Linked DNA regions of Homo sapiens: regions 2 and 3 are each linked to region 1. A link is a contact called in ENCODE Hi-C or POLR2A ChIA-PET data. All regions are on one chromosome and are shown on one strand. Each heading gives the region's core, a stretch centred on a gene start or an enhancer-like site at or near the end of the contact. The rest is flanking DNA. Distances are from core to core; before and after follow the strand shown. Region 1 holds the start of PHLDA2 (pleckstrin homology like domain family A member 2). Region 2 overlaps OSBPL5 (oxysterol binding protein like 5). Region 3 holds the start of OSBPL5 (oxysterol binding protein like 5).

Evidence for each region. A loop is a pair of places that touch in the nucleus more often than their neighbours do. ChIA-PET counts read pairs that join two places held with the same protein, here RNA polymerase II (POLR2A). Pooled maps may share reads with other maps.
Region 2: a loop to region 1 is called in a pooled map, with 2.3 times the contacts of the local background. The contact joins the enhancer-like site here to the promoter of PHLDA2 in region 1. A Hi-C loop is called at or near these places in 3 of 50 pooled maps. POLR2A ChIA-PET finds 5 or more read pairs at or near these places in 2 of 52 experiments (BJ and MCF 10A).
Region 3: a map of ascending aorta shows a loop between it and region 1 (3-fold over the local background). The contact joins the promoter of OSBPL5 here to the promoter of PHLDA2 in region 1. A Hi-C loop is called at or near these places in 2 of 168 maps with a recorded cell type or tissue (ascending aorta and endothelial cell of umbilical vein) and 6 of 50 pooled maps. POLR2A ChIA-PET finds 5 or more read pairs at or near these places in 1 of 52 experiments (A673).

What each region holds. Positions count from the first base shown.
Region 1 is chr11:2,928,170-2,931,735 of GRCh38, forward strand. It overlaps PHLDA2 (pleckstrin homology like domain family A member 2), which reads right to left and starts at 1,251. Exons shown (of 2, transcript NM_003311.4): 1 at 727-1,251; 2 at 104-498. The coding sequence starts at 1,195. The coding sequence ends at 737. RefSeq lists enhancers at 528-1,136, 1,137-1,746, 1,747-2,355.
Region 2 is chr11:3,123,049-3,126,736 of GRCh38, forward strand. OSBPL5 (oxysterol binding protein like 5) reads right to left here. Exons shown (of 22, transcript NM_020896.4): 3 at 3,425-3,507. Among named protein-coding and RNA genes, the nearest start is that of OSBPL5, 40 kb to the right of the region's middle. RefSeq lists a silencer at 1,391-1,685. Within about 2 kb of position 1,588, at least 21 of the 41 ENCODE cell types and tissues checked have a DNase peak (open chromatin) inside an H3K27ac peak, as active enhancers do.
Region 3 is chr11:3,163,221-3,166,621 of GRCh38, forward strand. OSBPL5 (oxysterol binding protein like 5) reads right to left here and starts at 2,090. Exons shown (of 22, transcript NM_020896.4): 1 at 1,996-2,090. RefSeq lists enhancers at 135-828, 2,572-3,284.

The DNA of each region.
Region 1 (3,566 bases), core at 1-2,500:
CCTCAGGACACACCAAGGAGCAGAAGGTAGCCAGGGTCAAGCCCCAGGGCACTTCCTGGCCTCTGGGGAGGCTGCTTGGAAAAGAGGGTGTGGACCAGGCCCAGCAGATGACACGATTCATTTATTCATTCAAAGCCGGTTCCCAGCGCCTTTCACACCAGCCCCGCAGGACTGGATGAGGGTGTCCTGCCCGCCCATTCCTGGGCCTCCACCCTCCCAGCAGGAGTCTCACTGAGCCACAGCCGGATGGTAGAAAAGCAAACTGGCCAAGTGATTTATTTGCAATGGGCACAGTGATGCAAAAACAAGATATTAAGACTATAAAATATGTGACTACAAAGAACCAGCGAAATAAATACATAGATATTAGATAGTCCAATAACTTAAGGCGCCCGTGCAACGGAGCGAGGATCCGCGCGCACGGGAAGTTCTTCTGCTGCAGGGCTGGAGAGCGCCGGCCACGTCCTAGCCTCGGTCCGACTCGTCCAGCGTATGGCCCTGTGGGGAAAGGACTGGGTCAGAGAGCTGTGCCAGGGCCGGTCCGGGTCCAGCCTGAGGGGCCCCGAGACCCTGACGCGAGGGGGCCAGCGCGATTGCGGGGCGCCGGGTCCCCCAAGGAGGTGCAGCGCCCCCGCCCCGCCGTCTGGGGTTGAAGTGGTTTTTCCCAAAGGCCCCGGTCCCGGCTGTTAGGGCGCAGGGCTCGCCGGGACGCGGGCAGTCACTCACCGCGGCGGGCTCATGGCGTGCGGGGTTTGGGCTGCGGGGATGGCCTGGAGGGCTCCGAGGGCTCGGAGGGTGCGGCGGCCGCGGCAGCCACGGCGTCCTCGGCGGGTGCGGCGGGTGCGGTGCGTTCCTGGCGGCTGCGAAAGTCCTGCAGGGCGCGGCGGTTCTGGAAATCGATGAGCGCCAGCGCGATGGCCGCGTTCCAGCAGCTCTCGCCCGCGCAGCGGAAGTCGATCTCCTTGTGGTCGGTGGTGACGATGGTGAAGTACACGTACTTGCCCGTGCGCTCCACGCAGTCCACCTTGAGGATGGAGTGGAAGCGCAGCTCCTTGGGGCGCGCGCGGGGGCTGGCGGGGAACAGGCTCAGGCGGTCGGAGGTGAGCACCCCGCGCTTCTTCTTCCATAGCTGGAAGAGGCTGTCGCTGCGCTTCTCCAACTCGCCCTCGCGTAGCACCTCGTCGGGGGATTTCATGTCGTGCCGAGCGCGGGACTGGGAGCGGCAATGCGGGCGGTGACGGCGCCGGCTCTGCTCCTCGTGGCCCCGGCGCGGCCTTTATAGCTGCCCCTCCCCGCCCCGCCCCTCCCCGCCCCGCCCCGGCCCTCGGGCCACCCCGCCCGCCTGAGCCCCGCGCGCCCCGGGCCATACCCTCCCCAAGCCCAGCCGTCCGGGCCCGCACCGTCGCGTCCGCGCTCTGGTCGGTCCCCGGCCGTCCCCTCCCATCTCAGAAGCCCGCGCTCCTCTTGCCCCCCGTGCCCCAGCTGTCCGGCCCCGTGGGGTGACTCGAGGTCCCGCCCCGCCCGGGCGCTCGCCCGCACCGTCTCGCAGGCCGGCCCCGCGGAAGAATGCGCTGCAGCCAGCCCTGCCCGCGATGACTCACGCCGGGGAGCCCCGGGAAGCACCCGCGGGCCCGGGGCCGGCCCACCGTGGGGAGACAGCCGGGACCAGACCTTCACCCTCCAGGCGCCCCAAGTCCAGCCCTGCCGCTCTCGGGCTCCCGGGGCAGAAGGAGGGTCGAGGCCCCCTTCCTTACTCCCGAGCCCTGGCCGTTCCGTCCTGTTCGGGGGCCTTTCCCAGGGCCGCCCAGAGACCCTCTCCGAAAGTGGCCCTGCCCTAGCGGACCGAGCTCCTATCTTGCCACCCACGGGCTGCGCCAAGAACGACCACCTCTCTTAGCCTCGGTTTTCGCTTCTGTGAAATGGGAACAGTAACCTTTGCTGGATTAGGGAACACGTGGAAAGGGCTAGACCAGCAACCCATAGAGCTCAGAAAATGGAAGGGGAAGAGGAAGCCCGTTCTCCTCCCTGCGCCCTCGTAGTGTCCCGAACTGGGGTACGGACTGCTCCGACCGCGCCCCCACGACCCGGACCGGAGAGAGGTCCCAGGAGCTGAGGGGTTCGGGCTGGGCCGCGACGCCCGCTCTCTGGGATCAGCCTGGGGGCGAGGGTCGGCGGGGGCGGCTGAGTCATCGCTTTCCAGCTGGGCAGACGGGCGGTTTTATTTACCCTCTTCCTTTAAAGGGTTTAATAGACAGGAAGCGAAAGCCGGCTCTTCCCGGGTTCCCAGGGGTGGGGGTGGAGCCGGCCGAGAGGACCCCAGAGACCCCGGCTACTACTCCACGTCTCCCACCTTCCCGCACCCCTGCCCCCTAGCTGCGCCCTGGGGTGGTTACAGCAGGAAGTCCCAACTCTGGGGTCAGAATTGGCCTCAATGACGGGGCTCACGCAAAATGAAAACGAGAGTCCCCTGATTCAAAATGTATTTAAAATGTCAAGACAGTGGCAGCAGAGCGTAAAACCCAGACCTGGGACCAGCCCTACCTCCACCTGCCCTTCAGGGTCACTGTAAAGGATAAAGAGACGTCCGGCTCAGAGGAGCGCCCCAGACCCGGTTCTGTGAATGGCATGCAGGTAGCAGCTGCCCGGTGGTCCCACCGGTGTGGCCAGAGGACCTGGCAGTGGGCAGGGATGTGGTGTGGAGGGGCAGTGCCGGCAGAGGGCAGGGTTGGGCTGTGCCAGGGTTCTGGCCTGGGAGTGAGACACCTGCCTGGGGCCGGCGGGTCAACACTGCCCCCTACCTGACACCTGTCCTTGCAGCAGGGCTGGGATCCTGTGGTGAGGGAGCAGCAGGTAGGGTGGGTGGGTGAGGGGAGGTCAGCCTTTGGCGGGGAGAGGGGATTCGAGCATTGTTCCGGAGAGGCTGCAGGAAGGATTCGGACTCTGGTGTCCCTTCTTTTGCTTCCAGAGGGCCCTGGGCTGCCGGACAGTGGGACCTGGGCAAGAGGCACCTCTGGGCAGTGGGAGACCAGGAGAAGCGGCCGGGGGCAGAGCGCTCTGTCACTGCGCCAGCCCACAGGTGCCTGGAACACCTCCAGGCCCACCAGCCTGCCTACCCCATTGAGGGGCCAGCCAGTGGAACTTCGGCTCCAGGCAAATCCCCCGACACTCGTGGTTGCTTAAGCACCTACTGTGTGCCTGCAGGCCTGGCTGGTGCTGGGACCCCAGAGGAGGGGAGAGGAATCCCTCTAAACCCCAGGGGCACAGCAGGTACATGAGGATGGGGATAGGGGTCGGGGGTACTGGAGGCCAGGAGGACAGCTTGGAGGACTCTGTGGGGAGGGCGTGCCCTCGAAGATTCCAAGGAGACCTTGAAGGGCCAGTGGTGCCCGTATGCCACCACTGTGCCCAGCCTCCACCTAACCCAGAGAACTCCCCAAAGTGGGCACTCCAGCCCCTGTTCCACAGAAGAGGAAACTGGTTCAGGATGGAGAGGGCCTTGGGGAAGGGACAGAGAACAGGCAGGAGCAGATAAGGGGCTGAGAGAAATGAGGGGGAGGAAGAGGGTT
Region 2 (3,688 bases), core at 338-2,837, 200 kb after region 1:
CAGTGGGGGTGCCCACCCCATCCCCTGGGAGCCGTGGGCAGAGGTCACTGTCCAGGTCCGAACCTGACCCCAGCATGTGGCTGACTGCACGGGCCCAGGGCGGCAGTCCCAATATCTTGGAGGCAGAAGGGGGCCACGGTTCTTCTACAGATGGGGAACCTGAGGCAGGGTAGGGGGCGAGTTGGGACACAGAACCAGGTCTAAAGCCTGCAGGCTGGGGACAGCAAGCTACGACCCGAATCCTGCCTGCTGCCTCCTTCCGCGTGGTCTGCAAGCTAAGAACAGCTTCCACAGTTTTAATCAGTTGAAAAAAAATCACAAGAATAATTTGTGAGATGTGAAAATTATATGAAATTCAAATGAGGAGTCCATAAATAAGGTTTTCTTGGCACATGGCCAGGCGATCCGGCAGGCGTTGTCTGTGGCTGTTCTCGTGCTTGGATGGCTGTGCTGAGTACCTGGAACGGAGCCTGCGCCGCGGCGGGGCCTAAATGCCGTCTGGCCTTTTCCAGAGAAAGCGTGCCCGCCCTGCCCTGCTCTGGCTGGGCGTCTGCGGGTGCTCAGCACTTTCCAGCGGAGCCTCTAGGGCGAGGAAAGCCTCCCTCAGGCCTTCTCCTGGCTAGAAGCCCTGGGCGCTGGGGACTGCCCCCACCCCAATCATGATGGTGCTAAGTACAGAGCTAAAGCCTTGTCTGCTGGGGCACCAGGTCCTGTTCGGGTGCTGCCTGTATTCATCCCCCTCATTCTCCAGCCATGCATAAGGTGGGGCCGGTTATTGTCCCTATTTTATTTCTGTGCCTGGGAAATCAAGGCACAGAGAGGTGGAGAGCTAGCAAGGGGCAGGGCATGGAACCGTTCCACGGACTGGCGGTCCTGGCAGCACTGGGCACCAGGCTTGGCCTTAGGCACTGAGGTTAGAAAGTAAAGATGCCAGTGTCCTGCTCTTTCAGGGAGAGGCAGACCAGCCACCAGCACGCAGAGGCGGGAGGAGCCAGGGGTCAGGTGAGCGCTGCGGTTCTGCGTTCTGTGCATGGATGTAAGCACGTTAGATCCCACAGCTCAGGTCATCGTTGTTATTCTCAGCATTGTACAGAGGAAGAGCCTACGCACAGAGAGGTTCAGAAACCTGCCCAAGGTCACACAGCTAATAAGGAGCTGAGCTGGGACTGAACCCAGGCAGTGTTGCTCCATTGTGGCACTTTCTTAGCCAAGTAAGAGCATTCAGGATCACAAGAAGAAAACGGCACAAGATGGGGTGCCTGGGGGGCTCTGACTTGGAAGCAGTCTTTGGGCTGACGATGAGTGATAAGGAGGAGGCAGATCTGAGTGACGAGGCATATGCTGGACCCTGGCCAGTTGACAGGCCTCCAGGGACCCAGGCTGGCAGAGAAGGTGTCCTAAGTTGCCCTCCTGGGAGTCCCCTGAGCCAGGATCTTGTTCATGATGCCCTTAGTTACCTTGGCACATGGTGTTCCCAGCCTGGAATGCTTTTCCCTGTGGCTGGGTAGCCCCTGCTCCTTTCTTTCTCAGGCTCCCTGAGCTGCTTCCCCAGAAGCAGGACAGCTCATATCCCTGCTGGCACAGGTCCTGGTGACACACACCACCCTTGGCCCGCCCAGGACTTTTGCAATACAACCACGCAGCCGTTTCTGTGGTGAACTGATGATTGTCTGTGGCTTCCACCAGGGGAGGGTTCTACCCTACTGCCCATTCACACCGGCAGCTGGGGGCTTAGCAAGCATCTCGAATGAATGAATGGATGAATGGATGGATGGATGGATGGATGGATGGACGCATGAACCTGCTGCCAATTCCCCTCTGCCCAGCTTCCCACTAGATGCAGCTGAATGGGGCTGTGTGTATTTGAGGCAACAGGGGAAGAGAGAGGCAAGACCGCATGGCATGGGATGGAGCACTTGCAACCCCTGCTCCCCAACTGGGCAGGACCCTTGGGTCTGGTCACTGCAGCCCCTGCAGCCCCAGCACTGCAGAGAGTGCCTGCCCACTCCTCCCTCCTGCAGGCCAGGTGGGTACCCCGTCCAGGCATGCCAGGTCCTCTGCTCACTCCTCAGTGCTACTGTGCATCAGTGACAGTGCCATAAGGAGGCACCTGAGAGATGAGAAGTGCTGCTCAGAACTGTGAACTTCAGGCTGACCAGAACTTTGCAACCTATGAAAATTCCTTAAAAATATAATTTAGAACCACCTACGGAATGGGAGGAAGTAGTCGCAAATCATGTATCGGATAAGGACCTAGTATCCAAAATGCATAAAGAACTCTTGCAGCTCAGCAACAAAAAGGCAAACAACCCATTCCAAAAATGGACAAATAACTGGAATAGACATTTCTCCAAACAGGACATACAAATGGCTAATGGGTGCACGAAGATGTTCAATGTTATCCGTCATTAGAGATGCAAACTGAAGCCGCAGTGAGATGCTACTTCATACCCGCTAGGATAGCTATAAAAATAACACAAAAAAGAACAAATCACGCCTGTAATCCCAGCACTTTGGGAGGCCGAGGCGGGTGGATCATGAGGTCAGGAGATCAAGGCCATCCTGGCTAACACGGTGAAACCCGTCTCTACTAAAAATACAAAAAAATTGGCCGGGCGTGGTGGCGGGCGCCTGTAGTCCCAGCTACTCGGGAGGCTGAGGCAGGGGCATGGTGTGAACCCGGGAGGCGGAGCTTGCAGTGAGCCGAGATCGCGCCACTGCACTCCAGCCTGGGTGACAGAGCGAGACTCCGTCTCAAAAAAAAAAAAAAAAAAATACAAAAAATTGGCCGGCCGTGGTGGCGGGCACCTGTAGTCCCAGCTCCTCGGGAGGCTGAGGCAGGAGAATGGCGTGAACTTGGGAGGCGGAGCTTGCAGTGAGCTGAGATTGTGCCACTGCACTCCAGCCTGGGTGACAGAGGGAGACTCCATTTCAAAGAAAAAGGAAAAAAGAAAACAACAAATCAGAAAATAGCAAGCGTTGGTGAGGATGTGAGGAACTGGAGCCCTTGTGCACTGTGGGTGGCCATGTAAGATGGTGCAGCCGCTGGGAAAGGAGTTTGGCAGTTCCTCCAAAAGTTAAACAGACAATTTTGAGAGTTCTATATTATCCTGGAATTACCATGTGACCTAGCAATTCCAATTACTCTAGGTTTATACCTGAGAGAACTGAAAACTGATAGTCAAATACACGTGCACACATGTTCACGGAAGCATTTTTCATGACAGCTATATGGTGAAAACAGCCCAAATATCCACCAGCAGCCCTCCCGGAGCAGCACAGTCTAGGATTGGGAGCTGTTTCCCCCGAACAGGCTGGAATGGCAGGCTCAGCTGGACGCCCTGCTGTCCTTTTCCCCAGCCGTTTCCTGCTGTCCCCAGAGCCAGGCTCTGGCTCATGGATCCTCCTATACCCAGGCTCTTACCGGTGGCACCTTCGTGGCAGAGCTTGGGGTCGGGGGCCCTTCATCCCTGGGCAGCGACGGGCCGTTGGGCTCCATGTCCTTCCCTGCAAGAGAGCAGTGGGAGTGAGGACCCAGGCATGGTGGCGTGGCCAGGCTTCTCAGGCCGCTGCCTGGTGTGAGGCAGGCGAAGCGTGGGTGCGGATGACCTGGGAGGGGCAGGAAGTCAGCCGGAGGTGGTGGCAGGAACAGGACACTGCCTGAGAGGTGTAATAAACGCCAGCAAGC
Region 3 (3,401 bases), core at 840-3,339, 240 kb after region 1:
TGGGAATGGGGGCGGGGGGCACCTTCTGTCATCTTGGGTAAGTTTTCCACCTGCACACTGTGCCTGTATGTGTGCAAACGTGTGCAGGCTTAACCACAGAATCAGCAGAGAGCACCAGTCCCCAAAACACAGCTGGCAGAGACACACACAGCCCTTCCACCCGCCGGCTTGTCACAGAGTGTTTCTCCCTCCCCCAAGCGTTACATGTCAGATTACTATCAGCGCTCAGAGTGAGGCCAGGATCTCAGGAGAGAAACTGATACCAGGCATTCTCAGCATAGTAAATACAATCCTGGGTAGGGGTTGGGTGGGGGGGGCGGTCTTGCGTTGGTATTCTGTAAAGAGCTGAAAGCAGTCCTTTGAAGAACATGGCCTATTCATGGCCCAATCTGGACCCAGAAAGGAGCCTCCACTGGACATGCAGGATGGCTGCCCGGGGTTCGACATCTGCAGGGCAGCCTCTCTGAGACCAGGCCCAGGACTGCAGGTCAGAGGCTCCTCATCCGGCCTATCTGCTGTGTCACCTTTCTTAAACACAGCCTGGCAAGACAGACACACGCGGTGCCTGCCTCCTGGCACCCCAGGCCAGCCCCACACGCGTGCAGGCAGACAATAGGATCTGCAGTTCTGGAGCCTGAGACCAGAAGGGAGCAGCTGGGCACATGATGCCACCCCAGGTTGCCACAAACCTGCCCGATGCCTGCAAAGCCCCCACTCACCTGGCAGGTTCAAGGAACAGCAAGGCCCTGTGTACCAAGGAGGTGGGATAAAAACGTGCAGAGGGGCCTTACTCCTGGGGTTGGGGAGCAGAGTTTCTGTTCAGTCTGGGATCTGGATCAGCCCTGGTGCAGGCAGACCCAAGAGCATCTATCTAGGATCCCAAAGGCTGGCCCACTTCTCCAGGCTTTGGGAGGCTGTATCAGGTGGGGTGGGACCCTTACAGAAGTCTTCCTGTAAAAGGCACCTTGAAGAGACTGGGGCAGACACACAGAGGGGAGCAAGTTGCGAAACGGCAAGAGAGGAAATCCACCCAGCCGCTTCGGCGGGGCAGACCCGCTCAGCCCAAGGATGAGGGAGGGGCTGGGCTCAGCCCAGGGACGAGGGAGGGGCAGGTAAGCCCACCCTGTGACCCCTCCATACCCCCAGGAGTCACCCCAAACCCTAACTCCAGTTGGCTTCTGACAGGAGGCAGCCCAGCGGTCTGGGTGGGGGTTGGGGGCGGTGCCTGGGAAGCCCAGGACGGGCCTGTTGCCCGGGGGGCTGCAGACTCCAGCCTCCTTCCTGCCTGCCCCACCCTCCTGCACCCCGCTCCCCGGGAGGAATCTTCAAGTGCACAAGACCCTCTTGAGGACTCAGGCACCTCAACAATCCCTAAGGCTCCACATCTTCAGGGGGTCAGTGCCCCAGAGATGGGGGCTGTGGGCAAGGTCCTTCCCTAGCCTGTAATCCAGGCAGCCCCCTGACTCTGCGGACTCAGACACAGCAGTCCTCCCAAGCCCGCAGCTGGGACGCCAGACTCAGATCCCAGACCCCCTGCAGACCCATCAAGACCTGGCTCCTTGGAGCCCGCGTCGGCCGAGCTGGGGGGACAGACCCCCTGATTGGCCAGGGTTTGTGGTGGTCAGACCCAGCCACCTTCCCTGGCGGTCCCGGCTCCTTTAAGCCCCACCAAGTGGGGAGCCGAGCTGGGCGCGCCGCTTCCCACTCGCGGGCCCCACCCGCCCCAACCCGCCAGGCGCCGACCCGTCCTGGCCCGGGGCGCCCCCAGGCTCCCGCGCTCCCCAGCTCCCCAGCGCGCGACCGGCCCCGCGGCGTGGTTCCCCGCACTGGCTACTGCCAGGGTCCGCGGGGCTGCGGCGCGAGCTCCTGGATCCCTTCGGCCGGCCCCCCGCGGCCCTCGGTTCGCTCCGGCCCTGCCCGGCGGGGCCCTCCGGATCCTTCCCAGCCCGCCATCCCCCCGCCGCCCTGCCGCCCCCCGGGCCGCCGCGCTCCTACCTCCTACCGTGCCGCGAGCTCGGTGCTCCGGGCCGGCCGGGCGCGCGGGGGCTCCACTGGCGGCGCGGGCCTGGCTGCAGGAAATGCCAGCAGATGGTCCCCCCGCGCGAGGCGGAGCGAGGGCGCGGCGGAGGGAGGAGGCCCAGGGAGCCCGGAGGCGGGAGGAGGAGGCGCGGCGGCCGCAAAACCCGGGCCGAATCGCCGCGCGGAGCGGGCGCCCAGGGGCTGCCCCCCACCGGCTGCCGCTTCTCCTCATCCCCCAACCCCCCGCGCGCGCTCCGGGGCTCACACCCACCCGGGCGGCCAGAGGTCGGGACACTCCGCTGAAAATGGCCAGGAGGCTTGGCGGGGTGGGCAGCGGTGAGTGGGGTCAGCTTCGTGGGGTTCTCCAACTTAGGGGTGCAGGCCCCCAGCCCACCCTAGCCAGGGTGCGAGGCGCCTCCTCTCCCTTCCTGAACCCAGGAAACTGTCGCCGTTTCTCCCCGTCTCAGGAGCCATCAGAACACAAGAGGAGCCCCAGACATCTGAGCCCGTTGTCCCTGCCCCTTATGTGCTAAGAAGGACCCTCAGTCACACTCTAACTGTACGTCTTTCTCAGGACCCTTTTGACAAGAACCTCCCCTCATGTGCATTTCTTCCTGTGTTTTCTCCTCACCTTCTTCTACCCCCCAGAGACCTTTTTAGACCCCTCAGTTCTCTTGTATATAAAAGACATTCTAATTCCCCTAAACAGCATCCCCTTGGGAGCTGAGAAGTCCTCCCCTGGCCCCTGGCTCCCTGCCTGTAGACCCTAAATTGGGTGTGGGCCCAGGGCTGGCCCCAGGGCGTTTGCATCCCTAGTGTCCAAGCCTGAGGTGCACTGCAGGTCCTTCCTATGGTATGTCCCCAAATGACCAGAAAAACTGGGAGCTGGGCTCGGGCATCCCCAGATGTAGGTAGACCCCAAGAGGGCGTGGAGTCTTTTCCACACAGAACCTTAACAGGGACAGAACTGACCCTCCGCAGAGAGCCCTGGGCTCCTCCCCAGGCAGAACTGCCACTGACACGTGTGTTTCTACGGTTTCACGCTGCAGTTGCATTCGGGAGGCCGCAAGCCTGGCTATCATGGGCGTCTGCAAGACCTCCCAGCAGGGCTGCGGAGGGCGAGCGGCCCAGGAAGGCTCCTTCCAGCACCTGAAGGGGGAACGGCACAGCATGCAGGTGCTCTGCCCACAACAAGCCAGACCCCTTCCCGTCTCAGCCCTGGCCTTGCCCACCCCGTTAGACAAGTTGGTGGGTATCCTCCTGGGGATAGCAGCACCAGCCGCTTGTGTGCGGATCACAGGAACCCACGGCTTACGGAGGCGAGTGGGCTGATCGGACTTGCCCTAAGCTTACCCCCAGGGCTAGCATTGCCATTCCATAGT